Linked DNA regions of Mus musculus: all the other regions are linked to region 3. Evidence: chromatin loops called from intact Hi-C (ENCODE). Cell type or tissue: left cerebral cortex. All regions are shown on one strand. Region 1 has its middle 4.2 kb from the start of Tcf12. Region 2 overlaps Cgnl1 (cingulin-like 1). Region 3 holds the start of BC065403 (cDNA sequence BC065403). Region 4 overlaps Zfp280d (zinc finger protein 280D). Region 5 has its middle 41 kb from the start of Cgnl1. Region 6 has its middle 7.5 kb from the start of Gm27188. Region 7 holds the start of Zfp280d (zinc finger protein 280D).

Region 1 (4,000 bases), 290 kb before region 3:
ATGAAATTTTTTATACTTTCAAATGGTATCTGTGTGTTTCTAAATAAAGAAATAATATTCCCATCAATAATGGGCCAAATCTATTCCTGAAAAATATGGAAGACTCAATATTGAAAGTGGAGCTTTAGGGCTGGGTATATTGCATAACCCAAAGTGGGTTGATTTGTTTCTTGGGTTTGAGGGTGGGGGTGGTTGTTGTTGTTGTTGTATAATTTTGGGGTTGGTTAGTTGGTTGGTTTTGTTTTTACTTTTGTTTTTTGTCTTGGCCCCACCTGAGTCCTATCCCTAGGAAGTACATGGTTGAAGGAGATACCAAATCCCAAAGTTGTCCTTGGACTTCTATGTACATTCTATAGTATGTTGTTCATGCACTAACACACATACACACAAAGTAAATAAATGTAAAAAATATTTAATCTGAACTTTATAGCACTTATTACATTATTTATTGAGTATGCTGGATAGAGCTAGAATTCTATTGAGAATATGAGAAAGAACTAGCAACAAAAATCCTGTTAATTAACAGTAAGTACTAAGTTAATATCAATAAGTAAATATTGAAAAAATATTTAGCACACATTTCTTACATGGTCAAGGTATGGTGTTAAATGCTTTTGGAACCAAAAGTCTAAAATCTACCTTGTCCTCAACAAGATTGTCATTCAAAAGCTTTGCTGTCCTACTGTAGCTTGCCATGAGCAGACACTGAAATTCTATCAGCATGGCTTCCATCTCGCTCTGCACAGAAACACATATATGTTTAATAAACAAGTTATCCTGACAAACATTCATAATCAAAAGAAAAGCTTCTAAAGCAGTGGGCTTTTTTGTTTCCTTGGGAAATTAACTTGACCTTGGCCCCTTTTTAAAAGATGAATGTTCTAGAAAGCTCAGAGGAGAAGAAAGAGAAAAGAGCTACTCAAGTCAAGCTAGAAGTGGGTATAACAAATTGCTATTAGACAAAGTGACTGGTCTCCTAGTATTACTAAGATGCAGGGTTTGTGCTTAACAACTCTTCTTTCTATCTGCTCCATGGGGGAGCAGCTGACCCCTTAAGCAAACAGAAACAATTTTATGTAACAATTTATTAAGTCATACCTTTACTTCATGGCACTCCTACCATGGACCAACTGAAAACTGAGCTTGTTCAAGCTATTGTAACATGGAGTATACAAATCACCATCAATAAACTCATTATTTTCTATCAGAATCTCCCCGATTCCTGAGAATTTGTAATGAACACTTTATCTTCTCTTTGAATGCCAATAAGTTAAAATAGTTATCTATTCCTTCCTAGGATCACTTATACTCATTTAAATAATCGGATTGCCTTGTACAAATGTTATATTCAGGTTTCAGGAAAAAGTGAGTTGGGTGATGTCATGATTTGAATCCATAGACTCCTTTTTGAATGTTTGCCCTATAAGGAGTGGCACTATTAGAAGGTAGAGGTATGACCTTGTTGGAGGAAGTGTGTCACTGTGGGGGTGGACTTTGAGGTCTCATATGCTCAAGCTGTGCCCAGTGTGGTACCATCTCTTTTCTGTTGCCTGTGGATCAAAATGTAGAACTCTCAGCTCCTTCTCCAGCACCATGTCTGCCTGCACGCTGCCATGCAGCCCACCATGATGATGATGGACTAAACCTCTGAAACTGCAAGCCAACCCCAATTAAATGTTTTCCTGTATAAAAGTTGCCTTGATCATGATGTCTCTTCACAGCAATAGAAACCCTAACTAAGACAGGTGGTGAGTAGAAACCCCGTATATGGAAACTGAGACTGAAGGGGGTCAGTCCGAGCTAAAGACCCTGTATCAAAAAAAGGGAGAAAAAAAAAAAAACAGAAAAAAAAAAAAAACAGAAAAACCCTGCTTGCTTGGTTTTACTTTTTGAACCTAATATACAGTACAGGCTGGCTTCAAAACTCCCATTCCTCTTGCCTCTGCCTCCCAACTACTAGGATGGCAGGTCTGTGTCCCGACACCAGGCAAAGCACCAGAATTGAGGAGATGGTCCCAAATAATCCATCTTAAATGCAATGCCCTCTACTGCCACCGGGTTCTTTCACTTCATAAAACATCCATCCATACAAATCAAAATCAAAACAAATTCAAACATCAGAAAAAAAAAACCAAATGTTTTATTATACTTAGCCATACATTTCAGTTTCAATAAACACTTGGAAAGTGAATGGTTAGGGCAGGAGGGATGGCTCAGCAGTTAAGAGCGCTTACTCTTCTTCCAAAAGACCTGGGTTCTGATCTCCATATTCCCTTCCCTACTTAGTGCATCCATGCAAAACACATGTTTATGATGGTTCAAGAGTTTTCCATACCACCACACTTTTTATTTCTCACTTTCCTCACTTTTTTTTAAAATCAGTACTAGAAGTTAAACTCACACATGCTAGTGCTCTGCCATTGAGCACACCTCCTAGCCCTAAACAGATGGCTCTATGGGAAAGTTTACCATTAACTGCCCCTATCTTCTCACTCTGTTTCTGACGATCATAAACATGTGTTATCTTTTTCTTTAATGTAAACAGATACCCAAAGACTATCAGACTTCTGAAGGAAGGCTTTCTCATGGGAGCCAGAAAACAAAGCAAAGCAAAGTGACAGAGAACAATAGAAGCAGACAACAGAAGGAAAAAGAGGAGTGGTGTGTGTGTGTGTGTGTGTGTGTGTGTGTGTGTGTGTGTTGTGTATGTGTGTTGTGTATCTATGTGTATATGTGTGATGTGTATGTACATGTGTGTGGTGTGTGTTGGAGTGTGTGGTGTGTGTTTATGCATTGTGTTGTATATGTGTGTTGTGTGTGTTGTGTATGTGTGTTGTGTGTGTGTACATGTATGTGGTGTGTATGTATATGTGTGTGGTGTGTGTGTGTACATGTATGTGGTGTGTATGTATATGTGTGTGGTATGTGTGCTTTGTGTGTGTGCATGTGTATATGTATGGTGTGTATATGTTTGTACATATGCATGTGTATTTTTAGGTCTTCATGTATGTTCAAGAAAATTGCAATCATAAAACAAAATTAGAATTTTGATTTTTTAGGGAAAGAAAGTAAAGAATATTGGAAATACAATATGGAGTCTCCAGAGGACCAGAGTTTGGTTCCTAGGACCCATATTAGACAGCTCACAACTACCTGTGACTCCAGATCTGGGGGATCTCTCTGGCCTCCACTGGCACCTGAACATATATGGCATCCACACAGAGACACATAAATAAATAAAAATAAAAATAAAATCCTTGGGGAAAAGAAGGCAAGAGTATATAATAGTAGATATTAGGATTTAAAGGTACTGGGGTGGGGGAGTTTTAGAAATCCCATAGAAAATATAGAAAAAAGACAGCACTACGTCAGAATTTTCAAATCCAAAAAAGTAGGTGGGGAAAGAAAAATAAAAGGGATCATCATCCATGAACTAACTTAGGGAACTAAGTGAACAGAATCATCATTGCCCACCGCAATGGAGGGCTGGGAAAATGACGAGCACTGGCTATTCCTCCAGAGGACCAAGGTTCAAATCCCAGCACCTATAAGGTAATTCATAACATCTATAACAAGTTCCAGGGAATTTGTCCCCCTCTTCTGGCCTCCACTGAGAATCAGGCATAGAAGGGGTACACATATATATACAGGCAAACAAAACACTCATATACACAAAATGAAAAATAAATGTCTACTACAATGCATAAAAACAGAAGTACACAGAAGCACATCATTAAGAATTCTAAAAAGACATGTAAATATTCTGAGGTATTCTTTTATCATACTATTGAATATAGTTCAAAGGCCTAAGGTGAAATATTGAAAGATTAGAAATCATAAAACTATCCCGTAGGTGTATAATGCAGATGAAACAGGAAATATTATAATCCATGTTTAGATTTAGAGAAGAATGTGCCAATCACCAAAATCTCATGTGTAATTGCACAAAATGCTGGTGTGGTGACATTAGAAATGCAAGGAACAGTTACAAGATGCAATA
Region 2 (4,000 bases), 760 kb before region 3:
TGTGTGTTTCTGGTTTAGGGTCATTCCACTCTCACAAATTATTCCTCTTTAGCAATTCAGGTTTTCCTGTCATCTCAGAAGTCCTGGTATTTCTTTGTGTGGGTTTCTCTCAAGTGTTGAGTATTAGGCTTGTAAATACTCACCCCCAGCTGGTAACTGCTTTGGGCAGTTGCAGACAGACTATCTTGGGACTGGGAAATGGCAATGAATTGGACCACAGTTTGCTGATAACTCTGGCAATGATACATACACACTCAGGAAGATGGGCCAGGAATGAGACTGGACTCTGTGGTTTGGTCAGTGGTCCCCGATGTGCAGGGTGGTTTGGGGTCTACGGCACAGTGTGGAACCTGACTGGACAGTTGGCAGTCTTGGAGCCTTTGTAGGGGAACCATTACTTAAGGGACACAACACCATCAGCTAATTTCTTTGGGGAATAACTTATATCCTCTTCAAAGCAATGAAGCCATTAGGCTAAATCACAGATCAATTCCTTCCTGCGTAACTCTCTACAACATGATAAGCTGCCCCCCACTCCAAAGAAAGGGTCTTGATTACATCAAGCTAGAAAGAGTGAAAGCCCAAGGCTTCCTATATCCCCCTGGTGGCCCAGACGTGTTCTCCTCAGCCTGGCTCCAGTCCGGGTACCCACAGCCTGGCTCCCGCCCCCTAGGTGCCCTCAGCCTGGCTCCAGCCCGGGTACCCACAGCCTGGCTCCCAACCCCTAGGTGCCCACAGCCTGGCTCCCGCCCCCTAGGTGCCCTCAGCCTGGCTCCAGCCCGGGTACCCACACACCTCCATCTGCTTGATGAGTCGGCTGCGGTCATCCTTGAGGTGGCTCTTGGCCTCCAGCTCATACTCCAGGTCCTTCAGCGACTGCTCCAGAAGCTGCCGTTTTGTGAGCGCCTCCTCCTCAGCTCGCTGGTAGTCCTGCAACTCTTCCTCCTTGAGGCGTAACTAGAAGGAGAGCGTGTGTGAAGGTCCCTTGGGCAGTGGGAATGGCAAGGAATTGAAATGATATTGGATAGCTCTGGCAATGATAGAGAACACATGCCTGCATACAGGTTTGCATACCATGTGCATGTCTTGCTCAAGGAGGCCAGAAAACAGAGCGCACAGGCCCATCCCAAAGCAAAGAGGGGCAAACCCCACCTCTCTCTAGACTTCAATTTCCCATGTTATAAAAAGAGTGGTTTTCCTTTGTAAGAAGTACACTGTTGGGTTATAAAGTCAATTGATTAGGTGTGGACTAGTATTTTAACTACATAGAACACACACAATAAAGTATGAACAAGCACTGTGGTGTTTTTGTATTATATATTAACATATTTGGATGGATGGACGTGTCATTAGGTGGGCTGTGGTCAAAGCCACTTGACAGTCACTTAAGTAGCTAAGCGTTCTTGTATCAGCACTGTCTTAAGAGAGGTTTAACGTTTTAAAATAAAAACTAAATTAATGATCTCTAAGCAACTGCAGGCACAAAATCCAAGAACAAAATCATACTCATTTGGTAACAACCATTGCTGTGTAGAAAAAAATGGTCACCCATAACGACAGTGCTCTTTTCATCCACAAGGTGGCGCTCATATAATAGTTTTGAAGAATGTACAACAACAGTTTGAGTCTCAGGAGCCAGGCCATGACACTAGCAAGGGAAATGCCAAAATCAACCTGGCTTGCTGATTCAATGAGGCTCAACCCTAGCTCTTTGGTTGCCAATGTCAAACCCTCCTGGAGTAGACACAGAGCTAACAACGGAACACCACAGAGGTTTATTCCTTGCGGGAGTCCACAGAAAAGCCGGGGAAGCTCTGAAGGATCAGGCTAGCATAAGAAGACCCCAGTCCAGCACTGCATTCTGACGGAGATGAAGATGCTCGTTTCCAGTACAATGGGGAGCCCCAGCCACTTCTAGCACAGTCCCACTTGGGAGAAAATGACTTCTAGACACAGGCCCTGGTCTGGTTTGGGCATCAATGGTGAGTGAAACAGAGAGAGCACAGGGCAGTCATCCACAGAGAGCACAAAATGGGGTGCTCTCTGGACCTGATACACCACTCACTGCAGAGAAACACTACGTTTCTCTGAGTGTCAATGTCCCCATTGCAACATAGGGAAAATGTTAAAATGTACTTTATCTGAGAATTAGATGCTACCCAAAATTAGTGATCACAAAGAATGCTAATCAAATAAACAATTTCCTTCTTGGCATCCTCTGAAACACCATGCACACCTCTCCTAATACCTACCATACTGCTACCACCACCACCACCACCACCAACTCCTCCTCCTCCTCCTCCTCTTCCTCTTCCTCTTTCTCTTCCTTTACCCCCTGCCACCACCTCCACTTAGCAGGGGCTGGGGATCCATCTCCTAACACCTTTAAGTGCCCTCCCAAGAGCACTCAGTAACTCAGAGAGAACAGTTAGCACGCCTGATCACCCCCAGTTCCAAAGCCCAAAATGCAGGGCTGGAGAGAAACTGATCAGTGGTTAAAACCATGAGTTTGGCTCCTGGTACCCACACGGCAGCTCACAACCATCAGTGACTCCAGTTCCAGGAGATCCGATGCCTCCCTCCTCCTGGCATCTCTAGGTACCAGGCTCACATGTGGTGCAAGAATATACATGTAGGAAAAATAATTATATTCATAAAATAAATCCTTAAAAAAAAGACAAAACTTTGGAGCATTTGACTCCGAATCCAAAGCTAAAACATTCTGCATTGTGGATTTTGAGATTGGAAATGGCAAACAAGTAAAAATCTCCACAAATAACTTCAAGATCTCTGAGATCAGAAATACTCCTAGCACCAAGCATTTGAGGTAAGGAATGTTCCCCACAGAGTGTCCAAGAGTAACTTGCTCTCAGATAATAATAAGCAAGACAGAAAGCCCTAAAGGGGACACCTGTCTTACCCCATCCCAGGGGTATCACAGAAGAGACAGAAAAAATGGATGAGACAGGGAAGGGGTGCCATGCTTTGGAGCACTGTCACAGCAAGGCGCAGTCGTTGCACTAAGCAGCTGGGACGAGACTGAGCGACCAACCTTCCATCACAGAGCTGGAGGAGCTCACACGGCCCCGCCCCTCCCTGAGGATTTAAAAGTCAGCTAATTGTTGTTCATGGAGAGAACAACAGCTTTTCTTCAGTGGTGTAGCTGCTGTTGAGTTGTCCAGGCTCCTAAGAGCAACCTTAACGTGACAGGGACCAACACCAACGGGAAAGTGGGAGGGCCAGATGGGCAAAGGGGATCAGCAGGAGTGAGGAGACCAGAGAGGGTGCTGAGGTGAACAGGATCAAGAGACAGGAGATCCACATGTGAGATGTCGTAACGAGACCCACTACCGTATAAATGAATCAACCTGCTAATAAATTAGCAGATAATTTGTTAATACGATAATAAATTGTCGTATAAATTATTTTATCTACTAATAAAAATGCCAGTAAGCAAATACCTTTTTAACCTGTCAGTACCACCTTTAAGTTGTTAGCAGGATTAAGTAAATGAACTAAAGACGAACTCTAAGCCTTACCTCCTAAAGGTCAAAGGCCACCCTCACCTGACCCGGGTGTCTCACACCACAGGCAGAATGGTAGCGTCTGGCCCTACCGCATCTGCTTCCTTATCTGTGAAGAGGATCTTCATGCTTCCTTCTCCACTGAAGTGTCCAGCCTCAAAATGTTTATACAAATAGCCATGTGGATCCCTGTTTAGGGTCACAGTGACACAGTGGCCTTTTGAAGTTAAAACAGACCAGGTATTTGATGTGTTCTGGCAAATGTCTGAGCCCTTCCATCCGTCTGCTCTAAAAATGAAAAGAATATTCTTTTCACAGCAAAGAGAGCGGTGATGTCAGCGTGCCAGAGTCTGTTTTCTTGGAACCCTGTATCACATAACCCTGGGGCATAGGGGATGCGTTATCAGGGCTCTCTCAGAACTGTTCTGGAAATCTGTAATAAATACCCATTGTTCTTTGATGGGTTCAGCACTGAC
Region 3 (4,000 bases):
CAATAAAGTGGAGGGGTGGTGAGATGGCTTAGCACCTGCTGCTAAGGCAGATGAGCAGAATTTGATTCTGGGGACCCACATGGTGGAAGGAGAGAAGAGACTACTGAAAATTGTCTTCTGGCCTCCACATGCACAGCTCAGTATTAAAAAATGAAGACAGAGGAAAACAAGAAAGATGCTGAGCACTGACTTCGGGCCTCCATACACCATACATACATGCGTGTGTGCTCATGTGCGTGCACACACACACAGAGACAGACACACACATAGACACATACAGAGAGACACACATAGACACTCAGACACGTGCACGCACACACATGCACAGAGACACAGACATGCATACTTGAACACACACACACAGACACACACATAGTCTTACTCACACACACACACATACACACACAAGCACGCATGCACGCGTGCCTTACACTTATACTTACACTGCTGGCACACAGACTTGCCCCTAAAAGACAATGATCACTTTGAAAGGTACAGAACCACAGCCTGAAGAGATGAGGGAACATCCCTCTGCGGTGAGGGACAGAGAGTTGAGCCACAGTCTATGCAGTGACACTACAGCTCTTACTCTGGGATACCTGACCCCTCCGTCCTCCCTGTCACATACACTGCGTTGAACTAAATTACATGATGTGAAGCTGAAACTTCCTGTCTGCCTCCCAGACTTAGAAAACATGAAAAGCTCATGACTTTTCCTTCTTTCTTAGACTTGGTTCATTCCAGTGAAGATTCTCTACCCTCTCCCACCCCGCCCTCCCTCCTGCCATTCCTCTCTTGCACACACACACACACTCTTAATGAAGCTCCTTTGAAAATAATTATTTTATGTGTGATATTTCCCCTGCATGTATGTCTGTGTGCTACATGCATGCCTGGTACCCACTGAGGTTAGAAGACAGTGCTGGATATCCTGGAGATAGAGTTAAGGATGGTGAGCCACCGTTTGAGCACTCTGGGTAGAGCCTTGGGACGTCTTAACGGCTGCACCATCCCACCCGCCCTGTCCTTTCCAGGCTTTAAAGGGAAGCCTCTCTCCATCACGCTTGGGCCCCTCTATATTGTATTGTTTCTGTCCAATGCTCTCCCCCCAACCTCCCAGTCTGAGCTTGTCTTCTAGGTCCTTTCTCTTAATGATGCATCTTCGAAGGGGACTATGTGTCTGCTGCTTTCCTGGACCGACTGCTCCTGTTTTATTTTTACTTTTTAAATTATATTTAACACAGACATGAACACATATAAACATGAAAGCGTGTATAGTCTCACATCACAAAAACATACATGAAGATTGTGGGAGGCAGCCAGAAAGTTAGGAAATCATTTGTTATGGTAACAACAACAAAAAAAAAAACCCACATATGTCTAGCCATTGATTAGACTTTACATTTTTAAATATATTTAATATAATTAAATATAATATAATTAAATAAATATAGTCTAGAGTTATATAATATAAAGTAAAACTGTAAGTACTTTTGTCTAATTCCTATTTTATTTCCTGCTACTCAAAAACAAAAATTAAATGCAAGACAAAACTTGGTCTGATTCTGTTTCTTGTCCCCTTCTGCCTTCCATCTCACGAGAGGAAGCCTGGCTGCCCTGTGAGCAGCTCTCTCTCATGGGCTTGCTCAGAGCAGACCCAGAATGCTTCATCTTCCTCACACATACTTCTCTGGCTTTCACAAAGCCTTTCTGGAAGCCACTTCTGCCCAGAATGTCTGCCTCGGAGCCTCATGTCTCGTCTGTTCTATCCAGAGAAGGCAGGTTAAGCAGCCCTTTCCAGAAAGGCTTCCTTTGTCCGGACCACCTGATCTCTCTCGGGCATTCGGGTAGCTTTGCTAAATGTGGACACTGTAGTGCTGTGCACGTTAGCTTTTAAAAGCAAATGTTTGATCCCTGGTATACTTTGATCACTTGGGTACACTCGGACAGATAGCAGTGTCCTGCTTAGTTTCCTTTCCCTGAACCTTAGAACCGGGAGGGTAGAGCATCGGGCTGGATCGGAGCGCCACCTACTGGTACAGGTGTTAAAGACTGTCAGCTACATTGTGGCGTCCTCAGTGGTCTCAGGCACACACATTTACATACACTCAGTCACGAAGCAACTCCCAGTTGAATTAAGTACTGCAGAATGTGCTACAGCTAATTCAGACTTCATTCCAGTTTTAATAAGATCTATTTTTTTTCCAAAAGAAACACAATAGTGGGGGGGAAAAAAAGAAAGAAAATACTCGGTACTCAGGATATGAATGAAATGGCATCTCCAGAGGGCCGATGGGAATCCTGGACTTGCTTACTGGCTGTTTTGCAAAACAGGTTTTTAAAAAGTTACTTTTCAAAAATCATACACGAAATGAGGAACCAAAACAGTCGGGTATTAGGATCCGTTTAGAAAGCCCTAAGAAGTGGCTTTATAAAGAAGACTAGCTGGTTGGTCTGTTTATTCCAGGACAGTCATCCTTCTGTAAGATCTCCCCGCAGAACTAGCCACGTTTATGCCACAAACACCCGAGTAGGTGTGAATGCTCGGTGCAGATAGCAGAGTAATACTAGCAATCCTTAATCCCTAAAAGGATGTCATTTTTCAGTTTATTAAATATTTTCTCAACCCTTATCAATCTTAACTTTTCCAATCTTAGAAAACAATTTGTTTTGTGAGTAGATATAAATAAAACATACAGAAGTTGCTCTCTAAATCGAGAGAAAACTTTTCTTTGCGCACACTGGGGCCCGATGTGGATAACAGGATCATTAGCGACCAAACAGATGATGCCTCTTTCTCTCTAACAGAGACTCGCTCAGCGGCAGAGAGCCCTTCAATTCCAGCAGAGAGGTGAGCTCAGAACTTGTCACTGGTTTCTGCTTGTACTTAATCTTCCTGTTTATTCTTGCTTCATTAAAGTCAATCTCCACAGGGCAGACTGTCATCCGAGCTCGGCCCATCCTGCTGTCTGCGCTCTCCAGAGAGCGTGCTTGATCCTGATAAACAGACTGCGAGCCAGGCATGTGACTGAACGTGACTGAACTTCTTAAGGGAAATAGAAGACATAAAGGCGCCCCTCCCACACCCTCACAGCAGAATTTGTCAGGCAGGGCCATCCTCTCAATGGGGATGATGCTTTTCCAAAAGCCTGCCTTTCAGACTGTCTGAAGTGAGATAGAGGGTACTTACTGTTATCGTTGTGTGGCACGAGGCCCTTCAGGTTGCCTTAGCTGATGTCATTCATCTGCCAGGCCCCTCTCTTGGGATTCAGTATCATCTAGAAGCTGTCTCCTGAATGATGTGCTACCCCGCTAGGAACTGCAGACAAAGATACTGTCTGTGTTAGTTACTTCCTCATAGCTCTGACCACACGTCAGACTATCCCAGCATCCTCAAGATTTCAACATGAGAAAGCAAGAAAGGTCTTGAAGTCTGGACCCTTCCAGTAACTACTAGAAGTCCTATTGGAGGATTTACTACCCCACCCAAAGGGCTACTCTGGGCTTCCGGCCACCGTTCAGTTTCTCAGTGGTAAGAGCATTAGTGAAGTGGATTGACAGCTCAGCAGAGAAAAAGCTGCCCCAGCCGCTGTGGGGTTGGGGTGGGGTTGCAGCCTCTGCAGAGCCTCCCACGCTCAAAAGCTCAGCTCTCTACTCCATCTCTGGGCAGTGGCTTTTCCCTTGTACCTCTTACTTTGATCCTGTTTCTTGGCTTTTCTTAGGATGTATTATTTAGCACTTTATTCTTTTCCATCTTAAAATTGAATTGTTAAGTTAGGGGCTAGAACCAAGAGTTTGTGGAAATGGTTATGCAGTTCCTTCTATTAGGGGACTAGGGGAGTGTACTGAGTGAAGTTTCTCTTCTGGGTGCTGCTGGGAGACGAAGACTTCTGAGAGGTGAGGTATCAGGCCTTTCTTTGAGCATTGACAAAGAGGACATGTTGAGGTCCCCAAAGGAAGAACCCTCAAGGGAGCGGCCAGAGAGAGTTCAGGTGGGGGA
Region 4 (4,000 bases), 81 kb before region 3:
CTCTTTCATCTTTGGGTTTTAATTTTGAAAGACAAATAAAAAGGGGAGTATATATAAAGAAATCTCTTATTACAAGGCTTTCAATTTTATTTGCTCAAAATTACTTGCTCACTTACTTCTGGAGTGAGATACAGATACAGGAATGAATGATAATCAAGGTGTATTGACCCTGCATCTAAGCTGTGTAATTTATTAACTCTTCACAACTAGAGTTGTCTTAACTTGCCACACATTTCGGCTTTGTTTGTTTGTTTATGGGATAGACAGCAACCAATAGGGGTCAGGCTGTTAATCAGGAGGATAAAGAACCCTTAGTGTACTTACAACTTGTATGTTTATGAAAAATTGGAAACCATAAGTAGGAGAGATGATAAACTTGAAACTGAATTTATATTACTCATACACTGTTAGGTTCTAAGAACAGTTGATTCTGTGCCTTTAATATTTTTGAGGACCTTAGATTGTATTATATCAAGTAATACTAATATTTATATATTTGTGTGTATGTGTGTGGTATTATATTTGCACAGAGGCAAGAAAAGGGCATTGTGTGTTCTCCTCTGTCAATTACCTATTTCTTTGAGGTGGGTGTTTCCCTAGAACCGAGGCTTTCTTAGCTAGACTGGAAATTAGCAATCTCCTATTTCTGCCTCACTCAGCTGGGACTATAGGTATGTGTAGCACGTTATGTAGTTGCTGGTTCTCATCCACCATGCCATCTCTCTAGCCTCCATGACAGCTGATTTTAGAACCAACAATGCAGTTTATATAACTTGTTTTATTTTATTTTATTTTTTGAGATTTATTTATTTATTATATGTAAGTACACTGTAGCTGTCTTCAGACACTCCAGAAGAGAGCGCCAGATCTCATTACGGATGGTTGTGAGCCACCATGTGGTTGCTGGGATTTGAACTCAGGACCTTCAGAAGAGCAGTCAGTGCTCTTAACCACTGAGCCATCTTTCCAGCCCATAACTGTTGTTTTTGAAAAAGTATCTCATATAGCCTAGATTGGTCTCCAGCTTTTCATTCAGTGGGAAGAAAATGTCAAGGCATCAAAGGACATAAGTGGAAGAAATTTTTAAAAATTTGTCACAGTGAGGACCAGTGTGGTAGTGATTATTGGAGATATAAAAAAGAGGGAAGTGTGTTTGCCAGGTTTTATTAATATATTGTGTGTGGGGTGAAGGCATAACCATTTTTATTCTAAGCAGTTACAAGAATGTTTTCATATTCCAGACTACAGAAAAGACTAAAGGAAGATCAGAATTGAGAGGGTGGAAGCAGAGAATTAGACGTAAAATGTAAAGTTCATTCTTATTCTTGACAGTTTGAAGAGTATATTAGACATCAAGCATTCTCAATGCAGTGAGAAAACACAATGACCAAGGCAACTTACAAAGTATTTAATTGGACTTAAAGTTTTAGAAGGTTGAGTCCATGATGGAGGAATAGCATAGGAAGCAAGCAGTTTGTTGACTGGAATACCAAAGAGCTCAGATTTTGATCCACAGTAGGGGTAGAGAGAGAGAAACCGACAGAGAAAGACAGATGAAAACGTGAGAGACTGACTGCCTGCATGCTCATGTAAACCACAGGAATAATATTAAATACATGAGTATACGGCATTTAAATTATGGACTGAGATGTTAGTTATAGAGAAAAACATTTCTGGTCAGTAAACTCATGTGAACTCTCTTACCAGCTTGTTTAGTTTCTGATTCTTAACTACATTTTCTGTTTTAATTCATCCTTTTTGAGTATACAATAAATGGATTTGTATTGTTTGCATTTGTAAAGACAATCTAGTGTACCATGCTTATAAACTAACCTTAAGATGAAACTAGAGCTATAAGATCTTATTACATACCTCTTTGAGTGTTATAACAGTTGTCTTCTTTTAAAATATTTTTTAAAATATTAAAACTTTAAAAAAAACTCTGTGGATGTTTGCCTTTATTTAAGTCTTGTATACCATGTGTATGCTTGGTGCCTGTGGTGGACACAAAAATGCTTCTGTTGGGAACTGAAGTTGTAGTTATGTACCACCATATGAGTGCTGAAAATTGAACCTGGGTCCTCTGGAAGAGAATCCAGTGCTTTTAACTGCTGATTCATCCCTTTAGCCCCTCTTTTAAAATACTATATTGACATGTAACAGTTGTACACTTTGAGGTATACAGTGTAATAATTTGGGACAGTTACATAGTGTGTAATAAAAAAATCACAATAATAACATTTTCCCCAGTCCTTTTACTCATACTCAATAACCATGGTGACTAATGGCAGCCATGTTGGACAGCACAGCCACAGAATACTTTCTCATTACAAGAAGTTTATTGAAGAACACTGTTTGTTTATTTGGGGGGGGGGGTGTTGTCCAGTTTGTTTTAGAGAGGTCATTTCATCTACCTATTGACCAATGAAAAATAGCAAAAATTTTAAAGTAACATTTAAATTTTTTATATGTATGTCTGTGGTTTTATATATATGCATATGATGGGAATTTAACTTGGGTTCTCTGGAAAAGCAGTACGACCAAGTAACTGCTGAGACATCTCTCCAACCCACAAATAATGTTATTTTCTACATAAAAAGATAGTGTAACTAATGTTAGCAGTACCAGGTCTTTAAGCACTTGGCTTATAAATAAAAGACATTTCACGTGATAATTACTAGGATTTTCTCTGTCTTGGTTTTTTGAGGCAGTATCTCACTATATAGCTTTGGCTGTCCTGGAACTCATTCTGTAGTCCAGACTAGCCTCAAACTCAAGCGGTCCACCTGTCTCTGCCTCCTGAGTGTTGGGATTAAAGGTGTGTCCCACCTTGCTGGCTAGGATTCTCATTAGAATCTTTTTATATAATTTTCATAATTTTGTTTGTTTTAAAGATTTATCTTTTATGGTTGTTTTGCTTTCATGTATGTCTATACACCACATGCATTTGTTGCCTGCAGAGGCCAGAAGTGGCTCCCCTAGAACTGGAATTAAAGTTGTTAGCTACCCTTTTTTGTACTGTCAGTCAATCCCAGGTCCTCTGGAAGAGCAGCTAGTGCTCTTAACCAGTGACCATTTCTTCAACCCTCAAAACTTTCATGTTTGATTACTTCATAGCAAATAATCTTGAGATCCAATACTAATAAATGTTTTTAAAATGAGATGATTCTTTGATTTTTTTTTTATATACTAAAGATTCATTAAAATTAAATTCAGAACTTAGGATTTGTAGCTATAGAAATTATTTTCCTTTTTTTCTAATAGAAAAAGGGAATACATCGTTGCACCAAATGCAGACTGCAGTTTTTGACATGCAAGGAAAAAATGGATCACAAGACTCAACATCACCGAACATTTGTAAAACCCAAGCAACTGGAAGGACTTCCCCCTGGAACAAAAGTGCGTTCAAATGCATGGTGTTCTGTCATTTGTAGAACTAACTCCTGCCTAGTTCCATCTATGGAGCAAAATATCTTAGAAAATAACTTCTGATTTTCATTAAGACTAATTTTATATTATACTGCTTTTTTAATATATATATAAAGAAAAGCGTGTTTTGAGTTCTGTGTTGGATGTATTCCTTCATAAAAAGTGCAATTAAACTATTTCATTGGTCAGTGGGTTATTTCAATACTGTATGGCTATTTGAACTTTTCTAGTTAGTAGTATATGTATTAGTTTTAGTAGCTATATGCTAAGCTCATTGATATCAGGAATTATTCTTTCATTTATCTCTGTACCTCCAGCTTTTTTAGAGTGCCTAATGCTACAGGTTGCCAGATGTTTCTTGAAGTTGTTATTGCTGAGTCTACTCTCAACGAAGCAAATATTGCTGCTGGACAGCATTGTGAGCAAACCCTTGTCTGACTGTAAATTGATGATTGTAATTTACTGTTCCCTTTTTGCCTTATGTACATCTGTTTTCTCTGACCTCTTTATATACAGTCAGCTCTTGAATATTTGCTCCAGTGGAGGGAAAACAGAGGCATGGATAATCCAA
Region 5 (4,000 bases), 600 kb before region 3:
CATCCAATCCATTCAGTTTAAACCTAACCTAATGGAGTCCCTTCATTTGTCCCTCTTCCCAGCAGGGTGGCATTGATTGCATCTCCTAGCCCTGCCCGTCACTATTGATGTCTAATTTTGTGGATCAGTCTGGTAGGCTCTGACTCTGCTCTGTTAAAGCATCGGATTCAGATAAATGGATCTGTCTCAGAAGTAATTCCTAAGAGGCACTGAGAAACTGTGACAATGCCTCAATGTGCGAGAGTATCAGCACCCACCTAAAAAACAGGCATAGCTGCATGTGCCTGTGACCTCGACATTGTGGGGTAAAGACACATGGAGCCCTTTGGCTAACCTAAATAGCCCCAGAGTTAGTGAGATCCAATTTCCAAGAAATAAGGCAAGAGAAGTAGAAAAATTAAAAAAAACAAAAATAAAAATACTTGACGCCTTCTTCTGGCCACCACATGTAACTGCAATGCAAGAATAGTGACTGTAATTTGAATTTGAAAGCTTTACTAAAAATATTGTTAAGCTCTATGAGAGAGTTAATTCCAGCACTCAGGAGGTAGAGGCAGGTGGATCTCTATGAGTTTGAGGTCAGCATGGTCTACATAAAGAGTTCCAGGCCAGCCAGGGCCATAGAGAGAGATGTCAAAAAAAAAAAAAAGGTAATAAAAAAAGTAATATAAAGTGGAGAGGGATAGAGGAAGACAATGCTGACCTCAGACCTCCACCTGGGCATTGGCCCATCAAAAGATGGTCCCTCTCCTCCATCTTCTTGCCCTCAGCTCCTCCTTCCCGGATCACAGGCTGTTGTGATGCCAAGAGACAGTTTGGTCAGAGCACAGAAGTCCTCCATAGCTGTGTCCCTCTCCTGTCCCTGTGCTGGCTCTGTGTGCTGCACATATCAACCCCTATAGCCCAGACATATAAACACTGAATGGATGGATGGATGAATCTAGGAGAGGGGCGCCTGTGCAGTGGGCGCCTTCTATGGGGGGATCCAGCAGCATGGAAGGGAAAGAGCAGGCTGTGTTACCCAGGCCTGTGAGCTCCAGCCCACAGCAGACCCGAGCAGCCAGGGTTTGCAGTGGAAGCATCAGGGTGCAATGAGGCGTTCTCTGAGCCCCCATGCAGAAAGGGTAGGTTCTTTAGAAAATGGACTTCACCCCCCCCCAGTCTTTCCACATTCCACAGCATGAGGTGGGGTGCAGGTGGTTTGCCTGTGGGGCTGAGTTTGAAAGGCACCTTCCAGACTTGCTTCCAAAACCAGCCTGGAAAACATTCAGGGGAGAATTTGTTTTTGTAAGCGAGCTTCTGCCAGACAGAGATAGTATCTTGTGGGAAAATGCTAGGCTTAGCTAATAAGGGCCAAGAACCATGAAGCGAGGTGGTCTGCTGTTCAGGGCCATTGCTAAGCAGGGCTGGGGGTGTGAGAGCAGCCAGGAGGACAGAGAAGGGCTGGGCTGCAGACCCATCAGGTCCAAGGCTGGGGACCTGACGCTCTCTCACTTTGGGTAACAGTGTCACCCAGCTGTAACACCAGCTGTATATCAGCTGTGCCCCATCCATACTGGGCAGCTCTTCTGCAGCAGAATGGGAGGAAATTAGAACACAGGACACAGAGTCCCACAGCAGAGCACTTGCAAACCTTCGAAGGAACCTGCAATCCACTCTCAGAGGCACACCTACCTCAGGGGTCCGAAGATGACCTTGCTCTTCAGACCTCCCCCTTTTCCATAAAATGGATCGTGCTAAACACAAGGGTCCTTCACTAGAACTTCTTGACCTGGGGCGACAGGTGGGGAGCTTTAGGGGTTCCAGGCCACCTTCCACACCTGAAGTGACTAGGACACCAAGTTCACTCTTCTTATAGCGGGGGAATAAATCATGAAGGCATGTGAAAAATAGACCTTCCCTTTACTCTCTCGCCTGGCTTACTCCACAGTGCTCGAGTAAGAACTGCATGCAATAGGGTCTGAGCAGAGAGAGACAACAGTATTGTCCAGGTCTCTGGGCACAGGAGAAAACCACGATTCACACATCTTCAACCAGCTGTCACCAGGGGATAAAGCCACAAATGCAACTCCTACTCCTCCTGGTGGTTGGAGTCACCCAGTGCCTCATTGTCACTGTGTCCTCCTGTGGCCCCAGTACCAGCTCCCTCCCTCCCTCCCCGCCTCCAGCTCTCTTTAATGTCCCTACACACGCCCCCTTTCCCACCCACCAGACACCCTGGGAAGGCAGCAGTGGGGTGGGAGGGGCTGGAAGCTATTTTCATGATTTTAAAAAAGCCCAAAGGAAACCATCCATTTATTTCAGTGTTGTTCCCAGACTAAATAAAACATTTAAGTTTATTTGCTTTGGGCTGGCTCGTATCAAGTCAGTGCGGTAACGATGGTTTATCTGGGCTGATCAGAAACACTAATTGGCAGTTAGATGTCTTTGATAAATAAAACTCAAAGAAACAAATTATTATTCAATAAGTGTAGTTTCTTGGGTAGATGAAAGCTTTCAAAACACGGAGTCCCTTGAGGAGAGGAACCCAGAGGGGTCTTTTGTGGCACAAGGGGTTGGAACCTCTGAGCAATGTGAAAGTCGTCTTTTCATTAAAGCCAAGCACACATATTTTTCCATAGACCTCTGTGATGCCCAGCTTCTCATTAGTGAATCTGACTTCTCAGCATCCCTGCAGATAAAACACTGCTCACACAGGCCTCCCCAGAGAGTGCTGATAGGCGTTGCTTGGAGGTCAGAGCGAGGGGCCACCATCAAAACAGCTTGGGAAAAACACATCAAGTAAAAAGAAGCCATTGATTGTGGGATTTTCAGGGCTCTTAATGGACTCATGAATTAAGAACCCGTCCAAGATGGCTCTGTAGTTAGAGTACATACGACTTTAGCAGGCGACCCAAGCTTGATTCCCAGAATCCACTTTGGGTTACTTACCAAAGCTCTAGTTCTAAGGATCACACAACTCTGGTGTTCTTGTCTGCACTCATATGCACATAACCCAACACAGAAACACTCACACATATTGTTAAAAATAAAAATAATTAAAAAAAAAAACACAAGGAAGACAAAGGTAAAACACAGTCCCTATAGTCATGGATGGTGTCCATTGTAGATGACATTTTCTCAAGCAGTAAGTGTTCCATAGAATACCCTCGAGAGGATGAAGGTTTATGGGAACAAGGGGACCTAAAGTCCCACTGCTATCACAGGGACAAAAAGAAGAAAGAAGCAATATGGAGACAGGCCAGGATGGACCTCAGGAATTGTTCCTGCTTCCTGCCTGTGCCACCTGCAGGGTGGAGTCAGAATGGGTGTGGCAGCAGCTGTAGCTGACAAGCAGCTATTCCAGAGACCAGGATTCAAAAGAAACTGCTCAAGTGACCCAGGAAACTTGGCTTGATTTCACTGCCAACTCTCGCCATGTTATCTGCTGAGGAAACTGTAGGGAGAGGGATCTTGGAGGGAAAACGACTGTAGCCTTCAGCAGAGATGCTCAGTAAGACCCACTCACTCACCAGCCGGCAGCCTTCCTGACTCATCCCTTCTCCCAGCATGCCCTAGGAATCCCAGAAGGGGCAGCAACCCTCTCCATTTCCCTTCCTCTCTCCACTCCTGTGCCCAGCCTGAACCACACTGGCACTTGGCCATACAAAGCCGCCTCTTGGCATGCTAGGGACACAAAGGACATGGTTCCCATACAGCTGCAGTGGTGGCTCATGACACGAGATGGCCCTAAACAGGACTCTGAAAGTTAGAGAATGAAACAACCCAGAGAAGGCCAAAGGCAGGGTATGGGAGGGTGCAGGAGTGCCTTTTGTGAGGCCTGCTGCAGGTAGACGTACACTCATGCAGCCAGAATTATTTTCAGGACCTTTGCATGAAGGACACGGAACACGCTCTACCACAGATGAGGCCTGAAGGAAGCTGAGAGAAAAGGAGGAGGGACACACTAGAAAAGAATTCAGCTCTTACCGTGTGCCTGGACTGTCACCCATTTTTCCCT
Region 6 (4,000 bases), 150 kb before region 3:
CATGTAATAAAGAATTCTTTGCTAATAACATGCATGTATTAGTCCACCTTACTTTTCATGGTTGAGCTCCATTTGTTGAGACTCCACAGAGAGAAATGTGCCAAAAACCTTCTGGTGGTGTGCTGCAGCTTCTTGCTGCTTCCTTGGACTCAGGCTAATTGGCAGAGTGATGTCAGCTGAGACAGACGCATTTGCTGAGGTAAAACCCGTGATGGACACATGTTTGGAGGGAGTATAAAAAGGACTCCATGGACAGTGTCTGAGGCTGAGATAGACTTGCTTATAGAGCTATCTGGGCAACGCTTGTTGGTCTCATTGTCTTCACTGATCTTCAATTCACCAAGAGAGACACAGCTGAGAACTTTTCCTGGTGTCCCTTTGGGTTCATCCTGTTGACTAAGCCATGGCTGAGGCCTGGCTGTCTCTGCTAGGTAGTGCCTGCTGATCCATGTTTGCTATTCCAACTCTACTGAACTAGACTGCTGATATATCTGTGAAGTGTTTCCCAGTGGATCAAGTTGCTGAACTGAACTGCTGGTTTCCTGACAAAGACAGGAATTGCTCCAAAGAACCCTTTCTAAACAGGTCCCTCGAATCTTTTCTTTTCCACTACCATGGGTGGGTGGTGAGCTAAAAGGGAGGTAAAAGCATTTAAGAACCATTATTAAGCCAGGTGTGGTGGTGCACGCCTTTAATCCCAGCACTCGGGAGGTAGAGACAGGCAGATTTCTGAGTTCCAAGACAGCCTGGTCTACCAAGTGAGTTCCAGGACAGCCAGGGCTACACAGAGAAACCCTGTCTCCAAAAACCAAAAACCAAAAACCAAAAAAAAAAAAAAAAAAAAAAGAACCATTATTAAAAATAGGTTTTGGAAAAAAAGTAAAGTTACAGGATCCTTAGCATTTGGGGCTTGGATAGTGCCCTAAAAGGGAGGGAGAGAACAAATGGGAAAACAAATGACTATTCAGAGTTGGGGTACAAAATGGTACTTATGGGAGATAAACAATGTGTAGGAAAGATATGCTAGCCCTTTGGAGAGCAGAGACAGTAATGAAGGTTTTGTCATGATGTCTGTGTTTGTGGTTCCATTTCTCACAGTCTTGGAGAACGAACAGGTGCCAACAACCCTTCTAGTTGCTCTCTGGAAAGGACTCATAACTGGATTGTGTGAGATTATTTTGAAAGGTTCCACTTTTAGATAAATAAAAGATTTCAGGAGTTCAAATACATTCAATGAAATATAGCTGCTGTTATAAAATACAATGTGGTGAGGGGGTACCTGATGGGTCCATGCCAAAGAATGTCCCTGAGTAACTACACCATGCAACAGACCTGGTAAAAAGGGAGTTTATAGGGGAGTGGGGGAGGACCTGGAGAAGGTGTTGAGGCAGATGAGTGGACTTGTAGACAGGCAGTCAGACAAAAGGGAGCAGAGCCATGAGGGCAGAAAAGTACCAAAGAGGGTGACAGAGAACACTGGAAACACACACACACACACACACACACACACACACACACACGGTGTTGGGGGGGGGGGACGACATGTGGGAAAAGAGAAAGTGCGCACGCTGGAGTATAGAGTAGTCCTTTTATATGCAGCCCACACCTGGTGCACCGGCAAAGGTGGTGGATGGTGATGTAAGCTGTTGCTAGGTACCCCTGGGAGGAGCCTAGTGAATGGCCTGTAAGCTATGCCACAGTAACTTCTTTTGGAATTCTCTAGTCTGAACAGCAGGGGGAGTTTAATTCATATAATAAAGAACTCTAGCAATTCCACAGCATTCACCTGAACAACACGTGTACTGACTGTGTCACATGATTAAAACAGTCCAGTGAGAACAAGGGGTTCAGGTCGGGCTTTGATCTTGAGGTTTAGGCTACTCTCTGGAATTGGCTTCCTCTCATTACCATTGATCTTTCCGGCCCTCCCTGCTCTCTCTGCTAGCTTTATTATCAGTTGTCCCTCTTTGGTGGCAAAATAAGCAAGGATTACAGTGCTTTCTGTATTCATATTCTAACACTACATTCTCCAGAGGAAGGGGAAAATCTCTTTTCCATGCATTCAGACAAGAGTCCTACGCTTCATGTTGATAGACCTCTGTGTCTAATTCACAGAAAACTCCAGTTTCTCAAACTCTAAAAAGCAGTTCAGTGGGCTCAACCCAGGCTATAGAAGGATTTCTGGCGGTCAGAGAAAAGCCAGTATTTCTCAAGAACTTGTGAAACCAGTTCTCATCTACCAAAAGGAGCCATTTCCCTTCTCTCCGGCAGAAGGGACAAATGGCTATGTGTGCTGCATATCAAAGTTCATGCTGACCTCCAGGCTCCTTCAATATTGCAAGTGTCTATTACACATTTCAAAGTCCATACAAGCATGGAAGAAGAAGCCCTTCTCACCTCCTACCCTCCCCCTCTCCCTCTAGATCACCAGCCCCTCTCCTCCCAGCTACTCAGCCTCCATAGAACCCTGTTACTCTATGTTCTCTGTGCTGAGCTCTTGCTAGTCACTATGCTTTCCTATTCTCTATCCCATGATATTTTTCTCTATCTTGAAGACAGCCTGGTTAGGTCCAGTCTGCTGATCATGTTCAGTCTTTCTCTCTTTGCTCTGGACTCTTACAGGTGCCTCTGGCAGCTCCCTCTCATATCTATAATAAAAATCTTCCCCTTAACTGTGCCATGGAGCATTCATGTTGTCAATTTATATACTCTAAAACAAGAAATGAGACTGGCAGAAATGTGGCTTCAGTCAGTCTGATGAAGAAGGCACACAGAAACTGCTTTTGCAAACAAGCATAGATTTCTCATTTACGTTTACAGGCACTACGTTTAGGAAAAAGGCTAGCACCTTTGTCTTCACTTTGTGTTTTATTTATTTTGGATCAACTGTTTACCTCTCTAAGGGTCGGCTTTTTAACTACTTAAGGAGTATCTGTCAAACCTATCACAATCTCCTATTAGAAGTAATTCCAGTGTTGAAAAGAAACAGACTCCTGTAACAGGTCCTGAGACCTCAGAGCCACCAATCTGACCTTAAAACCCAGCACATAGGTGTTGCGTGTAATAATTAAAAAACAAACCACGCTATCCCCGGCTTGGCACTGGCCAGGAATTCTCGGTCTGTTCCCAGCCCAGCACATAACCCGAGACCACATTTTCCCTTGTCTAGGCCTTTCACACCGACGCTGGTTCTGCCTCTCTAGAGCTCTCCAGAGCTGGGATTACAGGCCTGCGCCACCACTGCCTGATTCTTGTCATCTTTATTACGCAATCAATTATGGAAAAATTCTGCTCCACATAGGCCTCAACACCTGCCAAAACAGGAACAAAGACCTAATCCATCAAGGACCATCCCCCCAGTTCCAGGATCCAGGAGGTCCTGAAATGCACTAACCTTGCCATTTGGCTTCTGTAATCTCACTTCTCACTAACTTTTCTTGGTTACCAGGATATGATTTTGTGCATAAATAAATAAATAAATAAAAACAAAAACAAAACAAACAAAAAACGAGCTGGGCAGTGGGGTGGTGCATGCCTTTAATCCCAGCACTTGGGAGGCAGAGGCAGACAGATTTCTGAGTTCGAGGCCATACTGGTCTAACAGAGTGAGTTCCAGGACAGCCAGGGCTAAACAGAGAAACCCTGTCTTGAAAAACCAAACCAAAACAAAACAAAACAAAAAAGAATGGTGAGGCTAGAGGCTGTATAATTAGGGCAAGTTCTCTAGGCAGTTGTTGGGGTGCAATACAGACTCTCTATCCAGTATTAAGAGAGTCCTCTATCTTCTAAGTTTCTCAGCAGGTGAAACTTTACCTCTGATCAAAAGGCGGTTTGTATTGTAACCCAATTGGTGACTTCTTTTTCCCACTGGCTGGAGTGCAACATGGAAGTCTTCATAGTTGATTAGTTTTACAAGAATTGGGGAAAATGGAATGAAAGAAAGCAGGAAGCATTTGTTGTTGAAGTTATTCCAGTTAGGAGCATGCTGGGGGTCCTTAGT
Region 7 (4,000 bases), 130 kb before region 3:
TTATGTCCCCATTGCTACTGCTACTAGTAGCCAAAAAGTTTTAAGGATGCAGTAATCAAAATTATTCAAATGTTGTTTCTTGGGAAGATTAATCTGGAAAGGTAATCAGCATGTTGGCTACATTGATAAGGAATATCTGCAAAAGTTTAGAGCTGAAGAGAAAAAACTTAATCAAAATAGGAAGGCAGGTTTGTGAGAGGCAAGAATTTAAGTATTGTTCACACTTGAAAAATTAGGCTACTATTGTCATTGATCTTTGGAGAGCTCTCAGTGTAGGAAAGTTTCTGTTCTGATCAGGCCATACCTTGCCCAGATCAGCTCCATCTTGACTACAAATGCAGAAGCAGAAGGATCACATATTTTATCTGTACACAGAGACACTGTGGTGACGAAGACTGATGTTTTTCATTTATTTTATTATTTATTTTTACCTTTGGTTTTTTCGAGACAGGGTTTCTCTGTGAAGTCCTGGCTGTCCTGGAACTCACAATGTACACTAGGTTCGCCTCAGACTTGGAGATCCACCTGCCTCTGCCTCTGCCTCCTGAGTGAGTGCTGGGATTAAAGGTGTGCACCACTGCTACCCCACTGAGGCAGAAGGGTTTATATGTGTCCTCGCTTTCTTAGAGATTCCATTCCTTTACTTGCCTTGAAAGACCCACAACATGAGGACTCCCCCACATTCTGACTCAGGAGAGGCGACACCCCAAATCACTCACGAGAAACGGTCTCGCTGCAAACTGCAAGAGGACTTTTATTCAAGAGCGCTTTTGGGCCCACAGTCATATACCACACAGGGGTAGAGGACCCCTGGCACCCCGAGTAGTTGGGTAAGGGGGTATTTAAAGGAAGAAACCACAACTCAAGGAGGTGGGGAGGGCGTTGTTGGAAAATACCAAAAATACCAGTTAAGAGTCATGAGGTGGTGGAAAGTCAAGACAGTTTTCTAGGAGCCTCTAACAATAGCACCTTTGCACAGCGGGTTCCAGCAAGAGTCAAGGCAACTTTCTTTGAATGAACGCTTCCTGAACCCAGGAAGTGGGTGGGTGGAGGAATGTTGCTATCTGTTTTATGATTAGCATGCCTTGGAGCATTGAGTCACAAAGGTCACATTCTTAAGCCTGGGCCTAAAGGCCTAGAATTTTGTTTTTAGGTTATACTTTTTCAGCCTTATAGCCTACTTGTTGCGTGTAATTTTAAAAACCTGTTACCAACCTTGCCTGGTGTCACAGCCTGCACTCCAGCCTCTCTGGGTTTAGCTCTGTGATCTGCCACCACCAGTCTCATTCAGCTCTGCCAATGACCAGCTGGTCATTTTTCCCAGGAGCTGCAATTGCTCCCCCAACCCTCTCAGGCTAACTTCCACCAGCAACTGCCCTGGCTGCCCTCTTTCTTCTCCTGTCCACCTTAGCTACATGGATAGAAAACATTAGACAGTTTTATTATTTTAAAGCTAGCCAGATAACTCAACAGCTGGGTAAAGAATTTCCTGCCCCAATTCTATCAGCCAGCTCCCCACAACCTTCTCAGTCCTTGCTGGCAGCAGAGGCTACAATAATTCTAAGTGTCCCAAGATCTACATGACTTCAGCTTCCCTTTCCATCCAAATCCTGGTCCAAATTCCTCTCTCCCTGTGTCCCTTCTCTTCTGGGACCTGCAAGTCCCACCATTTTTCTTTCGTCCAGCAATTGGCTTCCCCCCTTTTTATTGACACAATCAAGAACCAAGTAGGGATACAACACCTCCCTCTTTACCTACTCCTTTAGAATTCCAGGGTATCTTGAAGACCCACTGAAACATCCAACCTGAATTGAGCAATTACTGAATTCTTGGACTTTTTGTCCATAGCCAGCCATTGTTGCTTATAAGTCATTCTAATAACCCCCCTTTCTATGCACATGGATTCATTCTCTAAGTTCAGTTAGAAAACTAATAATATAGGTACCTAACACTGAGATGGTGACTGAATTGCTAACCTCTCACCTGACCACCTGGTGTCTCTTTCAAGGAAGTGATAGGCAGACAAATCCTAAATTCACAATACTGGGCTTAGCCCACCTGCAGTGTCCTCCTTCTGTCTTTCTAATGGATCTTGCTCCTCTCTGGCTTCTAGCCCCCTGTGGTCCTGTTCTGCAGCCCTAGCTCCACTGGCCTCCTATTGGGTTCCCAGATCCCTTCCCTTAGTATCTGCAACTCACTTTATATATGTATCAGCTTTCTGCTTTTGTCCTCTGAAATCTGCTGGTCTCTTTAAACCTTTTGTACCCATTCTCTAAGTATGAAATGTATTGAGCTAGTAATTAAGACTGGAATAAAAGAAGCTTTGATCGCCGAGAGCCTGGTATCTATAGACACTGAGGCTATTTGATAGAAGGTAGCTCATAGTATTTGAGTTTATGTGTATCTGTGTTTTTTTGTCTGTATATATGCCTGTGTGCCACTTTAGTGTCTGGTGCCTACCGAGGCCAGAAGAGGGCATCAGATCCCCTGAACTGTAGTTGTGTGCCACCATGGGGTGCTGCGAACCAAATTAGGGCACTCTAGAAAAGCAACATGGGCTCTTACTCATTTTACATCTCTCCAGCCCTCGTTTTATTGCCTCTTTCTTTCTTCCTTCCTTCCTTTCTTTTTTTTTTTTTTAACAAAATCTGACATCGTTCAAACACACAAATGTCCATCTACATTTCGGACATAACATGGTGTCTGTTTCCTTACAGATCCGACTTACGATGAAGTATTCTTATAAATACATCGGCCATTTTTTTCCACCTCCAATTACGGATTACTATTCATACAATAGGAGTGAAAAAGATACCCAAACAAAAACGTACTTTCCAAAAACAACGTGGTACTATCCTGGAAACTCATCTCCTTTTCCTCTCACACCCTTCCCCATGCCCTTTAACCCTCGCACACGGAGAAGGATGGAACTCACTGCTGAGTGCCTACAAATTCTAGGCCTGAGGCGGCCATGAGCGCCACGGCCTAGCTCAGCCCGGTCCCCGCGTGTCCTCGCCGGCTGCTAGGGCCCGGCCGGCCCGGGCCTTCGAGGTCCGCAGCACGGCGCATATGGCCGCGCTCGCCTCCCGCGTTGGCGGGAAGACTGGGAGCGCGGACGCGCGAGGCCAACCCGGAGCCTACCCATGAGGCACTGCGCCCTGGCTCGCGACAGCCCCCTCCCCCCTCACGGCGCCCAGCAGCCCCGCTCCGCGATGGGAGCCGGAGCGGCCTCGGCGTACACAGCCCGCGCTCCTCCCTCGCCTCCTCCTCTTTCTCCTCCTCCTCAGGGCTCCAGTCAGGCCGAGCCGCTCCGCTCACGGTAAGCGTCCCCCGCCCCGCGCGGCCGCCCGCCCGCCCGCCCGCGAAGGCCCTCCCGCGCGGCCGCGCCGCCGCACTCCGGGGGCGCAGGGTGGGGGTCTCGGGCCGCGGCGCGTCGGCGAGAGCGCCCGGGCCGGGCAGGGCAGGGGCCGGCTGCGCATGGGGCCGGGCCCGCCATCTTGCCGGGCCTGGCGCGGGAGGGTTCCCGGCGCGACGAGGCGAGGCGGCCGGCGGCGCGGCGGCCCACAGTACAGGGCCGCCCAGCCGTCGCCTCGCCTCGTCGCCTCGCCACCGCGCAGATCCTCCCATCGCTTTCTCAGCCCGGCTGTGCTCTCGGGGGACGACTCCCCTCGGTCCTTTGTACCTTGTCCGCGGGTGTGTGTGTGTGTGTGTGTGTGTGTGTGTGTGTGTGTGGCGGAGACCCGAGCTCACAACCCAACCCACTCGACTCTTCACGCAAGAGCAGAACCCCACTGGCGTTCGCCATAACAGCCACAGAGGCCTTACCTTGTGCTAGACGACCGCTCCTATCTAGCCACCTTTCTTGTCAAAGGAATGTCCCCACTCTGCCATAGCCCCGCTATTGTCTACCAGAGGAGGGCTTTGAGGAGAACCGAGCCTGACAGATTTTCCAGCTGTGCGTTGCAGGTTTCACTTAATAAACCACAAACGAGTGGTCGCG

What was found. A loop is a pair of places that touch in the nucleus more often than their neighbours do. Peaks named below come from ENCODE experiments on the same cell type or tissue, not always from the same donor. Only the 100,000 strongest peaks of a DNase experiment are listed, where the experiment ranks them.
Region 1: a loop joins it to region 3, with 2.5 times the contacts of the local background. A loop is called at or near these places in 2 of 42 quality-filtered maps.
Region 2: it touches region 3 in a loop (6-fold over the local background); 20 of 42 quality-filtered maps call a loop at or near these places.
Region 4: it touches region 3 in a loop (2.1-fold over the local background); 2 of 42 quality-filtered maps call a loop at or near these places.
Region 5: it touches region 3 in a loop (4-fold over the local background); 2 of 42 quality-filtered maps call a loop at or near these places.
Region 6: it touches region 3 in a loop (2.5-fold over the local background); 14 of 42 quality-filtered maps call a loop at or near these places.
Region 7: it touches region 3 in a loop (2.5-fold over the local background); 14 of 42 quality-filtered maps call a loop at or near these places.

What each region holds. Positions count from the first base shown.
Region 1 is chr9:72,114,056-72,118,055 of GRCm38, forward strand. No RefSeq gene overlaps it. Among named protein-coding and RNA genes, the nearest start is that of Tcf12, 4.2 kb to the left of the region's middle. In left cerebral cortex, a CTCF peak has its summit at 2,027 (motif pointing left); no DNase peak of the experiment used is centred here.
Region 2 is chr9:71,644,697-71,648,696 of GRCm38, forward strand. It overlaps Cgnl1 (cingulin-like 1), which reads right to left. Exons shown (of 19, transcript NM_026599.5): 13 at 796-957. Among named protein-coding and RNA genes, the nearest start is that of Myzap, 54 kb to the left of the region's middle. In left cerebral cortex, a CTCF peak has its summit at 1,573 (motif pointing right); a DNase peak (open chromatin) is centred at 1,588.
Region 3 is chr9:72,406,480-72,410,479 of GRCm38, forward strand. Gm27230 (a long non-coding RNA gene) reads left to right here. Exons shown (of 8, transcript XR_003948355.1): 6 at 2,809-2,851; 7 at 2,934-3,532. It overlaps BC065403 (cDNA sequence BC065403), which reads right to left and starts at 3,388. Exons shown (of 2, transcript NR_152222.1): 1 at 3,191-3,388; 2 at 2,165-3,009. In left cerebral cortex, a CTCF peak has its summit at 2,034 (motif pointing left); a DNase peak (open chromatin) is centred at 2,020; H3K4me3 peaks cover 643 bases.
Region 4 is chr9:72,325,764-72,329,763 of GRCm38, forward strand. Zfp280d (zinc finger protein 280D) reads left to right here. Exons shown (of 22, transcript NM_146224.5): 14 at 3,265-3,399. Among named protein-coding and RNA genes, the nearest start is that of Zfp280d, 53 kb to the left of the region's middle. In left cerebral cortex, no CTCF peak of the experiment used is centred here; no DNase peak of the experiment used is centred here.
Region 5 is chr9:71,810,481-71,814,480 of GRCm38, forward strand. No RefSeq gene overlaps it. Among named protein-coding and RNA genes, the nearest start is that of Cgnl1, 41 kb to the left of the region's middle. In left cerebral cortex, CTCF peaks have their summits at 447 (motif pointing left) and 2,073; DNase peaks (open chromatin) are centred at 2,148 and 3,561.
Region 6 is chr9:72,258,821-72,262,820 of GRCm38, forward strand. No RefSeq gene overlaps it. Among named protein-coding and RNA genes, the nearest start is that of Gm27188, 7.5 kb to the left of the region's middle. In left cerebral cortex, a CTCF peak has its summit at 1,743 (motif pointing right); a DNase peak (open chromatin) is centred at 1,665.
Region 7 is chr9:72,271,711-72,275,710 of GRCm38, forward strand. It overlaps Zfp280d (zinc finger protein 280D), which reads left to right and starts at 3,178. Exons shown (of 22, transcript NM_146224.5): 1 at 3,178-3,319. In left cerebral cortex, a CTCF peak has its summit at 2,487 (motif pointing right); DNase peaks (open chromatin) are centred at 3,188 and 3,796; H3K4me3 peaks cover 1,139 bases; H3K27ac peaks cover 1,078 bases.